2 separate regions of the Homo sapiens genome follow, and region 2 is linked to region 1. A link is a contact called in ENCODE Hi-C data. All regions are on one chromosome and are shown on one strand. The core of a region is the stretch at or near the end of the contact, and the rest is flanking DNA. Distances in the headings are between cores, read along the strand shown.

What was found. A loop is a pair of places that touch in the nucleus more often than their neighbours do. Pooled maps may share reads with other maps.
Region 2: a loop to region 1 is called in a map of MCF 10A, with 10 times the contacts of the local background. The contact joins the enhancer-like site here to the promoter of TLN2 in region 1. A Hi-C loop is called at or near these places in 3 of 168 maps with a recorded cell type or tissue (MCF 10A, chondrocyte and endothelial cell of umbilical vein), 1 of 37 single-sample maps with no recorded cell type and 18 of 50 pooled maps.

Annotation. Positions count from the first base shown.
Region 1 is chr15:62,387,208-62,394,190 of GRCh38, forward strand. It overlaps TLN2 (talin 2), which reads left to right and starts at 3,343. Exons shown (of 59, transcript NM_015059.3): 1 at 3,343-3,478. RefSeq lists enhancers at 2,763-2,832, 3,751-4,365 and silencers at 2,999-3,195, 3,243-3,572.
Region 2 is chr15:63,091,208-63,098,190 of GRCh38, forward strand. No RefSeq gene overlaps it. Among named protein-coding and RNA genes, the nearest start is that of LACTB, 27 kb to the right of the region's middle. RefSeq lists an enhancer at 1-2,935 and a silencer at 5,903-6,197. Within about 2 kb of position 2,549, at least 5 of the 41 ENCODE cell types and tissues checked have a DNase peak (open chromatin) inside an H3K27ac peak, as active enhancers do.

The sequences.
Region 1 (6,983 bases), core at 2,093-4,592:
TACAAACATTTTTGAAAGAGAGGAAATCATGAACTGTTGGTGTATTGTATCAAGGGAGCCCTTTAAAATATTTTATTATGGCACAAAATATTCTCTTATAAATAAAGTATAACAAAATATTTGGTGGAATTTCTTTTATTTTTTCAACATGGACACAGTTGAGTTTGCTCAGCTATGAAAGCTGAGCAAAGCCACCCCAGATACCTACAAGTGCTCAACAGGAATTCAGGAGGTTAAGGCTCAGTGCAATGGGAGGAGAGGGGCAATCTCTCAGCATCCAGCTCTTTAGCACCAAGCAATGTCTAATTTGGTAATTACAAATCTGACTTGTGAAGAAAATGGTTTTTCGTTCCAGATATATTTATTACAAGTGACTTGGAAGCTATCTCTTTGACTTACCTCCCCAAATGTTCCACTCTTTATTCATACAAAGTGTATTTATTTTGCTACTTAAGATCTGCTGGGCAGAAGTAAGAGGCTGTAAGGCTTGAGAAATTGCTTAGATGGAATGTTTTATCTCCCACCCTGTTTTCCTCTGCTGGGTAGAGACGAAGCCCCAAAATGTAATCTTGTTAAAAAAAGTTAGATTTTGTTTTTTTAGTTTTTTTTTGCTGGTCTACAATGAACTATGATCACTCTGAATAAAGACAGCGACTACTAGTAGCTGACTCTAAATTTAGAAATAACTTTTTTTAGGTCTAGGGAGGCATCTCAATTTCAGAAAAGTTAGTAAAGGTTACTGGTAAAATTGCTTTTACTTCTACTGGGGAAATTTTTGAAAAATATAATGCTAGGACGTAGAATGGTTAGTTGATTTCTCTAAAAAAACAGTAAATGGTTTTTAGAGCCCTAAGAGTGGTTAGAAAAACCAGGAGCTGTAAAATTAAGAAGTGTCCAAAGCCAATTGGTTTGAAGCTAGAACTAAAGCTGAGTTCTAAGGCTGATGTTCTTTCTCACTGGGGGAAAGAATTTAATTGACCTTGGAAAGCCACAGAATAGTGCTATCTGGCTTATTAATGCCCAAATATTCAGACACCTGCACCTCACCCTTGTGAATGCCTTAGGATTTAGCTGGAACTTTGAAAAGTAACTGAACCAAACCAAGGCTATAACTCTACAGGATCTCAGCATCCCAGAATTTTGCTGACACTCTAATAGAATAGATAACTTTTCAAATATCTCAGGAACTAGTAAGATAGGTAGTGAACAAATAAGGCTATTTTCATAAAGCAGATTTTTATTGAGTACTTATTAAATACTATGTGTCAGGCTCCTTCAGGCACAGAGATACAGATGAGGTTCTTGCTCTCATGGAATGTAGCTTCCATTACTGAATGGCATCCCGCTGATGGGTAGTGGAAAAGTGTGGGGATACTTTCAAGAGGATGCATTAAGTAATGGAAAATCTTGAAATCCAGGTGTCAGAAAGATTTTGAGATGCTTGATAGGAAGCTATTGGGCCCTATGAACGGAGGACTAAGTGGAAGGGGAAAATCACTTAAGTTGCAACCATTTTTTCCTTTCCTTCTTGATGAGCCTCTTATGTAAACCTGGCATTTGGACCATAAAAATATGGTTATTCTTTGTTAGTAAACCAAGGAACAATTTAGGTGGCATTAATTTAGTGAGCTTATTACCAGGCTCATACAGAAATCAATAAACATGTACTTTTTAATCAACCCCTGAGGTGGCTTGTTGCCACCACTAGTTATTCTGTGAGACTGGTGAATGTTTAAAAAGGCGTGGTGAACAAAAATACTTTACCTGTACAATGAGAAATTGTGCCCTGCAATTTTTAGGACTTTCTCAAGTTGCCAAGTAATTGGTTCTCTCACTGTGCATTGATAATGTATACTTTGTTAGCTTTACAGTTTATATTCTGCAATAAGTTACAAAGTTGTACCCTAAGGTTATCTTTGCTGCTATGATACATACAGTCCGGTTCATCAGCCTGGTTAAGGACAGGGTATTGTTCTCACAGAATGTCCAGCCTTATCCAATGTTCCAACGGACTTATTCAAAATAATTTCAATTTACAAAATCAATTCAGTCTCCGGTTTATGGTGACAGCAGTTTCTTTCTCTGAGAAACACTAAAAAGTTGCCAGCAGTTCCATTTGAGTAACTGAATAGATTTGCTACCTATTTCCTGGTCCATTCTGTATTGGGATGGAAATAATGTCGTCTTTCCTTTTTTTTTTCTTTTTTGAGACAGAGTCCCGCTCTGTCATCCAGGCTGGAGTGCAGTGGTAGGATCACCGCTCATGCAGCCCCCGAGCTCCCGGGCTCAAGCGATCCTCCCACCATTCTCCCCAGTAACTGGGACTACAGGCATGCGCCCCCACACCCGGCTGATTTTTAATTTTTTTTGTAGAGATAAGGTCTCGCTATATTGCCCAGGCCGATCTTAAACTCCTTGGGCTTGAGATCTTCCTGCTTTGGCCTCCCAAAGTACTAGGAGTAAAGGGGTCATGGCTAATTCTTGTTTTTTTAAATTACTAATGTGTCCCTTACAGATAAATAAAAAAGTAAAATTACTCACAATTCCACCAATCACTGAGAGACTTATTGGTGTTTATCTATCCAGTCTTTTCTGCCTTTCTCCATAAATCACAGTTTTTAAAAACGGGACCATACGGTACATAGTGTTTTGTCTCCTCACCCCCTTGAATAACCTTCACATTGTTCCATGGTATTTACAGTATTTACTAATAATGACTGTAAATGTAAGAGGTATATAACTGACTTTATTCAGGGCATGGCAAGCAGGAGTGAATTATTTTCTTCTTATCAACACAGCACGCCCCTACCGCCACTCATCCCTATAGTCGTTCTCTAAATACCTAAGTGACACCTGACCAGCAAGGTTTCAGGGTCCTTGTGCTGAAAGGAGCAGGCTCGCCTGGGGTCACGGCCCTCCGCTTCGCAGCAAGACCCCACCGCCCACCACGGCCCTCCAGTTAGCCACAGCTCGCTTCCCCCAGGACCGGGCCAGAGGTCCCGAGAGGGCACTCTGCGGACCTAGGGGCCCCAGCCTACAAGACGCTGTGTCCTGCAGTCATCCCCTTTACACAGCAGAGCCCCAATTCTGGGAAGCCGGGGTCACCCCGAGCCTCCCTTCCCCGTGACAGCTCGGCCGGTGCATCACCTTCCCTCGCGGACCCTTTCAGCATCACCACGCGTGGGAGGAAACCCAGGACGGGCGCCTGAGCCTCGGTGGCGGCCCACCCCGGTGCCGCGCGGCGCCGCGGCCGGACCGGCGCCGCGCCGTCCCCGAATGATGACGCGCTTCCTGCCCTCCCAGCGCTCTCGGGCAGTGCGCTCGCGCTCGCCCTCGGCTCTTGTTCCGCGCCCGGAGCCAGCGGCGGCGGCAGCGGCTGAGGCGGCTGCGGGAGCGGAGTGGTCGCCCAGCGCGCGGGGGGACGCGGGCTGCACTCCCGGGCAGGCGCTCTGCAATGAGACAGTAAATGCATCCCCCGGTAAGGCGCACGGCTCACTCGGGTTTTCCTCTTCCTCCAGCTGCATGCACGTTGCATGAATTTCTCGTGTCTTTTCCCTCCCCTCTCCAGAAGGAAAATGTGGGGTTTTTTTTCCTCCCTTTTGCTTCTCGTGAGTGATGCCAATGCAGGAAAAACCCGTAAAGCTCCCAGATTTGATGGTCTAGGAGGGCTTCTTGCAGGAAAATAAAAATAAAATGAAATTAATGCACCTGTCTATTGCACATGTATGTTTCACTGCACCGGACCCGGGCGCAGCGGTTTGCAAACAGCCTCGCAGTCGGCGCCAGAGAGCGGATTCCTGGCCGTGGGCAGCCGGTCCCCTCCGGGGCTCTCGCTGGGTTTCCGGTAACTGGGCTTTGAAAAGCGGCCCCGCCTGCATAGAGTGTCCCCTCGACCCCAGCCGGGCCCCCGCGCCAGAAGAGTTGGCGCTGGAGGAGCAGCTTCATTCCAGCACTGGCCGCCGGGACTCCAGCGCCACTTTGCAAACAAGTCTCCCGCCGAGGCTCTGGGCTAAGACAGCCCGCCAGTGCGGAGTTCCTTCTCCGGTGCCGGACACTCAGACCTGCCGATCCCACGACTGCCCTTTACTTGGCAATCTCGCCACGGGCGAACTGCTGGCCGCTGAGCGACGGGGGCAGTGCCGGGCCGAGAGCGGGGCCAGGCTTTGCATCCAGTGCGGCTGGCCTCACACAGACTCAGCGGCTCCCTCTCCTTCCTCGGTCCCACGAGCTGAAATTTTGCGCCCATTGGAAGCTGGAGGGACCTGGAGACGAGTATTTCGGGATCCCTGAGGGGACCGAGGAACGACTTTCGAGGGCGCCATATTTTCAGTGGGTCTTGACTGCGGAGGGGAGGGGGCGAGCAGTTTCTGGGTCCCGGGGAGAGCCCCGCGCCCCAGTCGGAGAGGCCTGATCGGTTGTCGCCGGGAAAGTTTGCGCGCCGAGGCAGGCGCGGAGGCGGCCGCACAAGGCGCGCACGACTGCTGTCCCCGCAAGGGCGCGCGGACTACAGCGCGTCGCCACGCCAGCCGGCGGGGCTTGGGAACGAGAGCCGCCGTCACGGACAGCGTGCTGGGCTTGCCGCCTTCCTCTGTCCCGCCTGGACCCGGCCTTGGGGCTCCGAGGCTCAGGGAACACGCCCCTCTTCCCCGCAGCTACCGCTGCCCGGGTGCTCAGCCGGAGCCGTGCGCTGGGCGGCGTCCCGGGGCTGGGCGCCGAGTGTAGAGCGTTCTCCCGGTGCCCGGGCTCGCCTGGGTGCTCCGAGGGGCGCAGTAGCTCACTTCCTGGGGGAGAGGAGGCGCCTTGGTTCGTGGATCAGGACCAGGGCCTGGCCTGTGGTCGCCCCGAGGCCGCCGAACAGCCTGAGCTTCCAGTCGCCTCTTTGGCTTTAGCGGCGACAGCAGTAGCGCCCGCGGCTGCGTGTTCTGCTCTCGCAGCTCGTAGAGGCGAGGAAAGGAGGGCGTTTCCAGAAGTTGGGGCTTCAGGTGACGCGTGGGGAAACTTGGATTCTTGCTGTCCTTGAAGAGCTGGGACAACTTAGGCCAGAATTCCTGTGTCTCATAGTGAAAACTTCTGGTTCTTTCCAGAAGATGAGAGAGGAATGAACTGAAGTGTTGGCGTTGTCAAAGACATAATTAAAGACGGTTGGGTAGGGATGATGTCTTGGAGAAGTGGTCCCCAAAATACACGTAAATTGCCCTGGTGCTGTAAGTACCACTTACTTTTCCATTAATAATACCTGGGTGTGTTAAGCTGTGGCATTGTAAGGTTGCACGCTGACCTCCCTTCTCCAGAGCTTGGAGGCAGCGACCTCTCTGGAGTGAGGGGGAAGCGGGAGTGGGGAATCTTTACTTTTGAAGTAGACTGTGACCTCTGCTTTGTGATGGGACAGGGCACGGGCGTGTTTGCCAACCTACAGGCAGCCAATTGCAGGAACGTGTTCTCCTTGGAGTGTTACCGAAATGATGTCATAGTATTGAGGTTTTGTCGGCACTTCCGGTCTTCTTCACTGAAGAGGCTAGAAGGGACCACAGAAACCTCTGGGGTTGGGGGTTAGGTGTGCAGAGGGAGGGGAGAGGCTTTCCTGTGGGAGATGTGCCTGGAGATGTTAGGTGTTAGGCAGCTCTTTCCCTGATTCATTTCATGAAGCGCCTGCAAAAGTGACTCCGATATGAATGTCAGCCAAGATTTTACCTACCTTGATTGCTTATTTGGGACCTCTATGCAAAATCAGAGGATGGCGGTGGGTGTGACAAGTGGTCTTGAGAGAAGAGGGATGCCTACACGAATGCCTTTTTTTTTTCATTGAGCACTAGAATAGTGGAAAACACCCAGAGCCCAAGATATATTTTTCCAAAATTAGCATAGCTAATTTAGAAGAGAAATCAGTTGCAGAAAGCCTCAATCCGTTTTAAGTTTCCAGTCTTAGAGGGAGCACCTTAATCACAGAAACAGGTCTCTTCATATTGGGGAAGCCACTGGTTTCTCTCTGCCTTTGTAACCATTTAAGTTATCAGGGAGATTCCAAAGAGTATTAGAGGGTCTCTCTTTTTGGCATTGATGTGGAGCTTCTACCTCGAAAGAGAAAGCGAACTTTTAACAACTTGACCCTGTTGAATGAGTTACTAGGGATATTCTGTACAGGCATAGGCTATATATGTGTTTTGAACTCATCTACTGCTGACTCATTCAGGTTTTTCCAAACACTGTTCCCTAGAGTATTTTTAAGTGAAATTAGGGTTTAGGAAGAGGTGAGTATGTTATTTTCTAGTCAATATCTGTCTTTTCTCTCTCAAAATTAACCTGATTTCCCCTCCTTCACCCCTCACTCCCAGAACATCGTTAGTTCTCTAGAGCAGTAAAGGACGATTACAGGTGGTGAATGATATAAATTTTTACCAACTATGCTCAGAAAAAAACTATGCATCTAAATAGGTATTTATGCATTTTAGCGTTATGCTTTGTAACTATGTATATGCCACATATATTTTATACATGTTAAACCTTACATAATAAAAAAGAGAAGCTTTATTGCAAACCCTCCAATCTTTATTCCCAAGTTTACTACCTTAATATTTATCTTTTTTTTAATGCCTCTCTCAACAAATTGTTATACATCGTGCTTTGTTGCCTCTTGCCTGATTCTTTTTTTTTTTTTTTCCGAGATGGAGTCTTGCTCTGTCACCTCAGCCTTCCAAGTAGCTGGGACTGCAGGCACGCACCACCATGCCCAGCTAATTTTTGTATTTTTAGTAGAGACAGGGTTTCACCATGTTGGCCAGGCTGGTCTCGAACTCCTGACCTCAGGTGATCCACCCGCCTCGGCCTCCCAGAGTGCTGGGATTACAGGCATGAGACACCGCACCTGGCCAACCTGATTCTTAATCATCATAACTTCATGGCTTGACCAAAATTCTTGCATTTTTTTCCTTTTAAGATTTTGTAACTTCAAAAGGTTAGAAAACGAGTATGTGTTTTGGAAAGTT
Region 2 (6,983 bases), core at 1,299-3,798, 700 kb after region 1:
GAGGAGGCGTTTGTAGGGCCACTGGGGTTTGCCAGCTCCTCACTGGCAGATGACCTGGGGGAAGCAGTTTAATAGGTGTGTGTGCCCTTCTATCATGCGTGTCAGTGACCAGAAAGGCAGAGACCAAAGAGCAAAGGTGAGTAGTGACCCTCTACCAGCGAGCAGGCATGGCCCTCCTTCCCTGAGACCCGTCCCCAGCCTTCCTACTCCCTCCATGACAGAGCACACACATGGCCACTGTGGTTTTCATAATAATGAACTCATAAAGAACTAAAATTCACCTAGCACTTTCCGGCTCCCAGAGAGCATTTCCATTTTATTTGATAGTGACAGTGATGCTGGGAACAAAGCAGGACAGACATCAGCACTGTCCCCATGTAATCAGTGACAACACGGTTCCAGGGTGCACTGGCTTGGCCAGTGTTCCGTGGCTAAGATGTGGACAAGCCCAGTGACATTCAAACCTGGGTCTTCTGACTCCAAGACCCATAGTGAGCGGGCTTCAACCCTAAGAACCAACAGGGAAGCACCAGCTCTCACTGAGGAGCCAACCAGGCAATGAGTGTGGATTTGGAGTTGGGATGCACACATGGTGAGTAGCCGTGACCCTAGAATCAGAATATCTGTCTCAAGAAGCTTTTGGGGCTCTTAAAATGCTGACATCATGTAAAGTCATTGACCTTCGGGGGGAAAGATCATTTTATTTATGGCAAGATTCAATGCACTCATTCATTCATGTGTTAATTAATTCAACAAGCACATACATTGAGCACTACTCCATGTTAATAGATGCGAGCCAATTTGCCAAAAAATCAGTGCACCCAAAGACCCAATCTGCTGAATCATTAATTCACTCAATTTAATCCATTTGTCAAATGATTAGTTCACTGATTTTTCCAAATTTACTTGTTGTAGTTGTAACAGCTTGAACAGTAATGTTTTAACAGTGAAAATGTTGGCCAAACAAAAATCTGTAGAAATTCATGTTTTGCAAGTGAAACCCTACCTTCTGGGCAGAATTCCAGCCTTGAACTATATGATAAGATTGTCTTAGGTACCTCTGGTTTCTTTACATGCTTTTGAATGTAAGTGTATATTTTCAAACTTGAAACACTTGAAATATTTTTTCATCAGTTTCTCAAAAGACATTTAATCCTTAACTTGATTGAGGAAGTGTGGAGAAGTAGCTACACAGAAGAACCTGGCCCTGGAGGCAGCCCTGCCTGGTGTGTGAGCCCAGCTCTGCCCCTGTCTTAGCTTTGGCACCTTGGTCGAGTGACTTACACATATGTGATGGGAGCTCGGCCATATCACTTACAAATACTAGGGGAAAAAAACACATCATAGTAATAACAAGGTTATTTCTAGGTGGTGGATTGTAAGTAAATTTACTTGCCTTTTTAAATACTTTGTATTTATTTATTTATTTTGAGATGGAGTCTCGCTTTGTCGCCAGGCTGGAGTGCAGTGGCGCGATCTCAGCTCGCTGCAACCTCCACCTCGCGGGTTCAAGCGATTTTCCTGCCTCAGCCTCCCGAGTAGCTGGGATTACAGGCATGCGCCACCACACCTGGCTAATTTTTGTATTTTTAGTAGAGATGGGGTTTCACCATGTTGGCCAGGCTGGTCTCGAACTCCTGACCTCAGGCGATCCGCCTGCCTCGGCCTCCCAAAGTGCTGGGATTACCGGCATGAGCCACCGTGCCTGTCTAAATACTTTTTGATGTTTTAAAACATCCCTTGAATAATTTTAAGTGTTCACTATGGAAGAGGAACCACACCAGATGGCTTCATATATATTGTTTTAAACCATGTATGTTGTTTTAAACTTCATGTATGTTGTCATAAACCCACAAGATAGGTAATATTATCACTCATTTAGAAAGAAACTGAGGCTCCAAAGCATTAAGTAACTTGCACAAATCCCACAACTCTAATGAGCCTGACTTCCAATCTGTCTGACTTCAAAGCTCGTGCTAATTTGTACTTTCTCTGGCTCAACCGGTGTCCGCCTCTATTATATTAAATGGGTGTAATATTTGCATCTTAAAATATGGTGGGAGGATGGAATGAAATGATAGGTATGAAAGTCCACTGCAAACGATAAAGCCTTCAACAAAGAATATTAATAATAGGTAACGTACACATAGTGTGCGCCCAGTACTGGGCTGTTCCAAGGGCTTTGTAGATATCACATTCCCTTAATCATCTCAGTGATCCTGAGAGGCAGATGGCCATTATCCCCATTTTACAGAAAGGATATTGAAGAACAGAGAAGCTAAGTAACACGCCAGAGTCACACCACCACACATTATACCAGTTACCCAGATGGGAGCCTTTCAATTATAAATGACTCCCAAGTCACCTGTTTCCCAATATTCTCCCCAATTCCTTCCCCAGGGATACACTGTACCTTACTAGGTGGCAGGTAGTACACCTGGCTCAGCAGGAGGTCAGAGATGAAAGGTCAGGCATTAGGTTCAGGGCTCCATGGTATTGCATGGACCTTGCTTTCCGGGGACTGCCTGGGACAACCACGCACTCCAAAGACACTGCTGCCACCTGCTGTTCACATATTCTCCACCCAATGGCTTCTCCCCAGCACCTGCATGCGTGAGCCTCTCAACAGCATTACCGTCTTTCCCAGACCCATTCTGCAGCCTGGGTAAAAGAATTTAAACTTTTGCTCAATTTCAAATGCAAGAAGAGTAAACCCTTAGAAACAGAAGAGTTTGAATAAGGGAGCTGAGACACACTCCTGAGCAGTGTGACCTCGGGGCCCTCAGCCTCTTTAAGTCTGTTTCCTCATTTGTAAAATGAAGACACCATAATAATATGTGCTTCATGCAATTGTTTTTAAAATAAGATTTTTTTCCAATCTACAATTTACTTTCCTATCAGAAAAAAATGCTAAATATGTAAAGGGCAAGGCAGGATGGGACACAATTAAACATCCTAAATACCTACAATCATCTCTGTTTACATTATTGTTTTTAACAAATCTTTAACTTTTTTATTAATAAGGCATCTTGATTTATATTTTGCTACTGATTTTGAGCTCATCAAAGTAAATTCTGTCATTCTATTTGCATTTTATTGAGTACCTGAACCAGAAATGTGAAATGGGGAAAGGGTTACCTGATTTTTTTTTTTAATGAAAAAAGATTTCATAATTAAAATGGTCCCTTCCATCTGAGATTCTCAGAATATTCCCAAGATTCTGGTTCACAAGTTTCACATCACTTCTTTCAGGCAAATGGGCAACCTAAAACTGAGAAAATTGAAGTGGGCTTTTGCCACTTAAGTTCCCTTGGGAACTGACACAAATAGCAAAGCTAAGAGGCCTGGCTCCCGCTACACAGCTATAAACATCACACCAGATTCTGTTTGCCTGAAAACTCCTTCTGACTGAGTCTAGATGCCAGTTGTTAGATGATAGTCAATTTGCATGTTGCCAATCTAATATTCCTGGATCCTTAACTTATGTTGCTGGTTTAGAAGTTCAGTAAAACTGAAACTGTATTAGTAAGTTCCAGCAAGAATGTGTAAACTATTTCAGTAGTATCCACTCTGCTGCATACCATAGACCTGGATGTCATGGTTTAAAGGGGCAGATCTAGCTGCTCTCAACCTCTAAAGGGGAGGCTGAGTGCCAAATCACTCTCCTACGTCCTTGGTATGGACAAAAGAGTAAATGAAGATACTATCAGCTACCTGGATTTATCTTTCTGGTGACAAAACTTTTCCCTCTAAAAAAGTAGCCCTTGAAAACTGTCTTTCCTTTGTGGAAATAAAAATAGCATTTTAAAAGAGACAGCATTTGATACCTATTAAATTGGTAAAATTTTATAATAAATTGCTCAATGCTGGAATGTTAGCAATGAGATCAAATATGTTAATGGCATTAAAATTTGTGGGATCCTTTTGGAAAGCAATAGAAATATATTTGCAAGAACTCTAAAGAGTTTTTAAGCTTTGAGCTAATAATTCTATCCTGGAGACTTTGGTTTTCAACAAAGGCAAAAAGCTATATTTAAGAAGCCACTTGTCGTAGCATTATTTTTATTTTTTGAAACAGCGTTTTGCTCGTTGCCCAGGCTGGAGTGCAATGGTGCAATCTCGGCATACTGCAACCTCCACCTCCCAGGTTCAAACAATTCTCCTGCCTCAGCCTCCCAAGTAGCTGGGATTACAGGTGTGTGACACCAGGCCCGGCTAATTTTGTATTTTTAGTAGAGATGGGGTTTCACTATATTGGTCAGGCTGGTCTCCAACTCCTGATCTCAGGTGTTCCGCCCACCTCGGCCTCCCAAAGTGCCGGGATTACAGGTGTGAGCCACCGTGCCTGGCCCGTTTGTTGTAGCATTATTAATAGTAGAAAAAGAAAAACCTGGCGACAACCTATATCTTCACCCAAAAGGAATCATGATTAATTCAGTTGATGGAATATTATTTCACCATTAAAATGATAAACACGGAGGCTAGGTAGAAATGTAGATGCCTATCAAAGTATAATCACAAAAAGAAGAAAAAGGAAATGTGGAGAAATGCATAAGTGAAAAAGGGGCAGAAAACCAAAATGATATGTACATTGTAACTACAGCCCTCTTAAGTGCTTATGGATGCCAACTAGGCTGTAATGGGCAAAAACACAGAGCTGTGTTAAGATGGTAGAATTCTGGATGATTTCTCTTTATTTCCAAATTCCCTTAATGTGTTTACATTATAAAAAGAAAACTGGCCTTTCAGGGTGTAGATATTCTGAGTTAACCTAGTTACTCTACAGAGTACCTCTTTCTCCAATGGGGAGACAGCCATGATCTATTTGGAAAAGCCAGTGATTTCTCATTCTATCGTAGTAAGTTGCAAAATAAATTCATCAAGCACTACAATGATCAAATATGATATACTGCAATTGGAAGAAGCAGGGCAGAAAAATATCCTCTATTAAAGAATCTTGTGCTCCTAAATCTTCAGTATGTTGATCTGGGTTGATCTGTGCTAAGGTGACACTTGTCCAGCCTTGATGGAAGAATTATAAAGTGACTATGAAATATGTCAAGGCCTGTTTCACTACCAACTTGCATTTGACTAGCACTTTATAATTGTATTTATTTATTTATTTAGAGACAGTCTCACTCTGTCACCCAGGATGGAGTGCAGTGATGCAATCTCAGCTTACTGTGACATCCGCTTCCCAAGCTCAAGCAATTCTCATGCTCCAGTCTCCCAAGTAGCTGGGATCACAGGCACCTGCCACCATGCCCAGAGAATTTTTGTAAATTTAGCAGAGACAAGGTTTCGCCACGTTGGCCAGGCTGGTCTCGAATTCCTGACCTCAAGTGATCCACCCACCTTGGCCTCCCAAAGTGATGGGATTACAGGCAAAAGCCACCGTGCCCGGCCTATAATTTTTAAAATATTTTCACATCTTTTATCAAGTTTGAGTTTCCCAACTCTGTACAGCAGGCAGGGCATGTAGTATTTTACACATGGGGACACTGAGGCTTAGAAAACTAAGTGACTGGCCGGGCGCGGTGGCTCATGCCTGTAATCCCAGCACTTTGGGAGGCCGAGGCATGTAGCATATTAACTCTGAGCTACATGGATTATGGTGAAACTACTGATTGACTTTTTAAGCGCAGAAAGGAATTTTTTTTTTTTTTAAAGACAGAGTTCTCGTTTGTTGCCCAGGCTGGAGTACAATGGCGCGATCTCAGCTCACCACAACTTCTGCCTCCCGGGTTCAAGTGATTCTCCTGCCTCAGCCTCCCGAGTAGCTGGGAATACAGGCATGGGCCACCACATCCAGCTAATTTTGTATTTTTAGTAGAGACGGGGTTTCTCCATGTTGGTCAGGCTGGTCTCAAACTCCCGACCTCAGGTGATCTGCCCGCCTCAGCCTCCCAAAGTGCTGGGATTACAGGCATGAGCCACCGTGACCGGCCCAGAAAGGAATGTTTTGTGAGGTATGAATGGTTAGTGTGCCTGGGGAGGTCCACGCAATGATCTGTTGGAGAGCCTGATAGCAACGTGGTGAGGCCACAGTGTGGTACAATTGCAGGAAGATGACTCAGGACCTCAGTACCCACAAACAGGAGGCATCTATGAGAGGGAGGCGGGGGGTATGCAGTGCCTGATGGAGACTTCGGCAGGAAGAACTAAGGGTGGACCTAGCCTTAGATCTTTGGTCCCTCAGTGATCAAGATTGCTCAGAGGAAAATCTTTCAAACTTAGACTGGGGCATAGAAATAAAGGGAGTAACTCTTGAGATGGTTTCTAAGAAAGAACTAAGTAACCACACATTGATAACAACAGTCATATTCCCAGCCTCCCTGTGGTTCCTGCCATGGCTCTGGGCGCCTATGCTTGAGCCAGCAAGGTCGGGCTTCTCATGCTGGATCTGCAGACTCACCCCCAGACGCCTATGGAATTTCAAATTCTGTCTTTCCATTTGATTACTATTTAAAATTAGATTCATGGTTGCAGGTTCTGGGTCCTCTGGCCATCCACTGAGTACCATAACATGGCTTCACAATCTACACTGGCACTGTGTTTAGATGGGATTGGAGCCAAATAATTCTATTTGAATTGTCACAGGCTAAAGAGAAAAAGAATAGAGATGGACTTACTATGTAAACAAGTAGAGGCCAAAGGACATCACAAAGCATTGTATGCAAAATGTTTTCCTAGTCACTCAAATGGGAAACTGATGGATATGCAGAGTTAACACACAGTCCATGGGGTACAGGCATAGAACACTCTCAAGGAAAAAAAAAAAAAAAAAGGGCAGCACGGCCCTCTGCCCGAGAATGACTTTTTTGGTCTCAGAATCCCTTTCTACTCTTACAAATTACTGAGAACCCCAAAGAGCTTTTGTTTATATGGGTTATAGCTATCAATGTTTATATATTAGAAATTAAAAATGGGAAATTTATTTACCAATTCATTTCTAAACGACAATAATAAACCCATTATTAAAA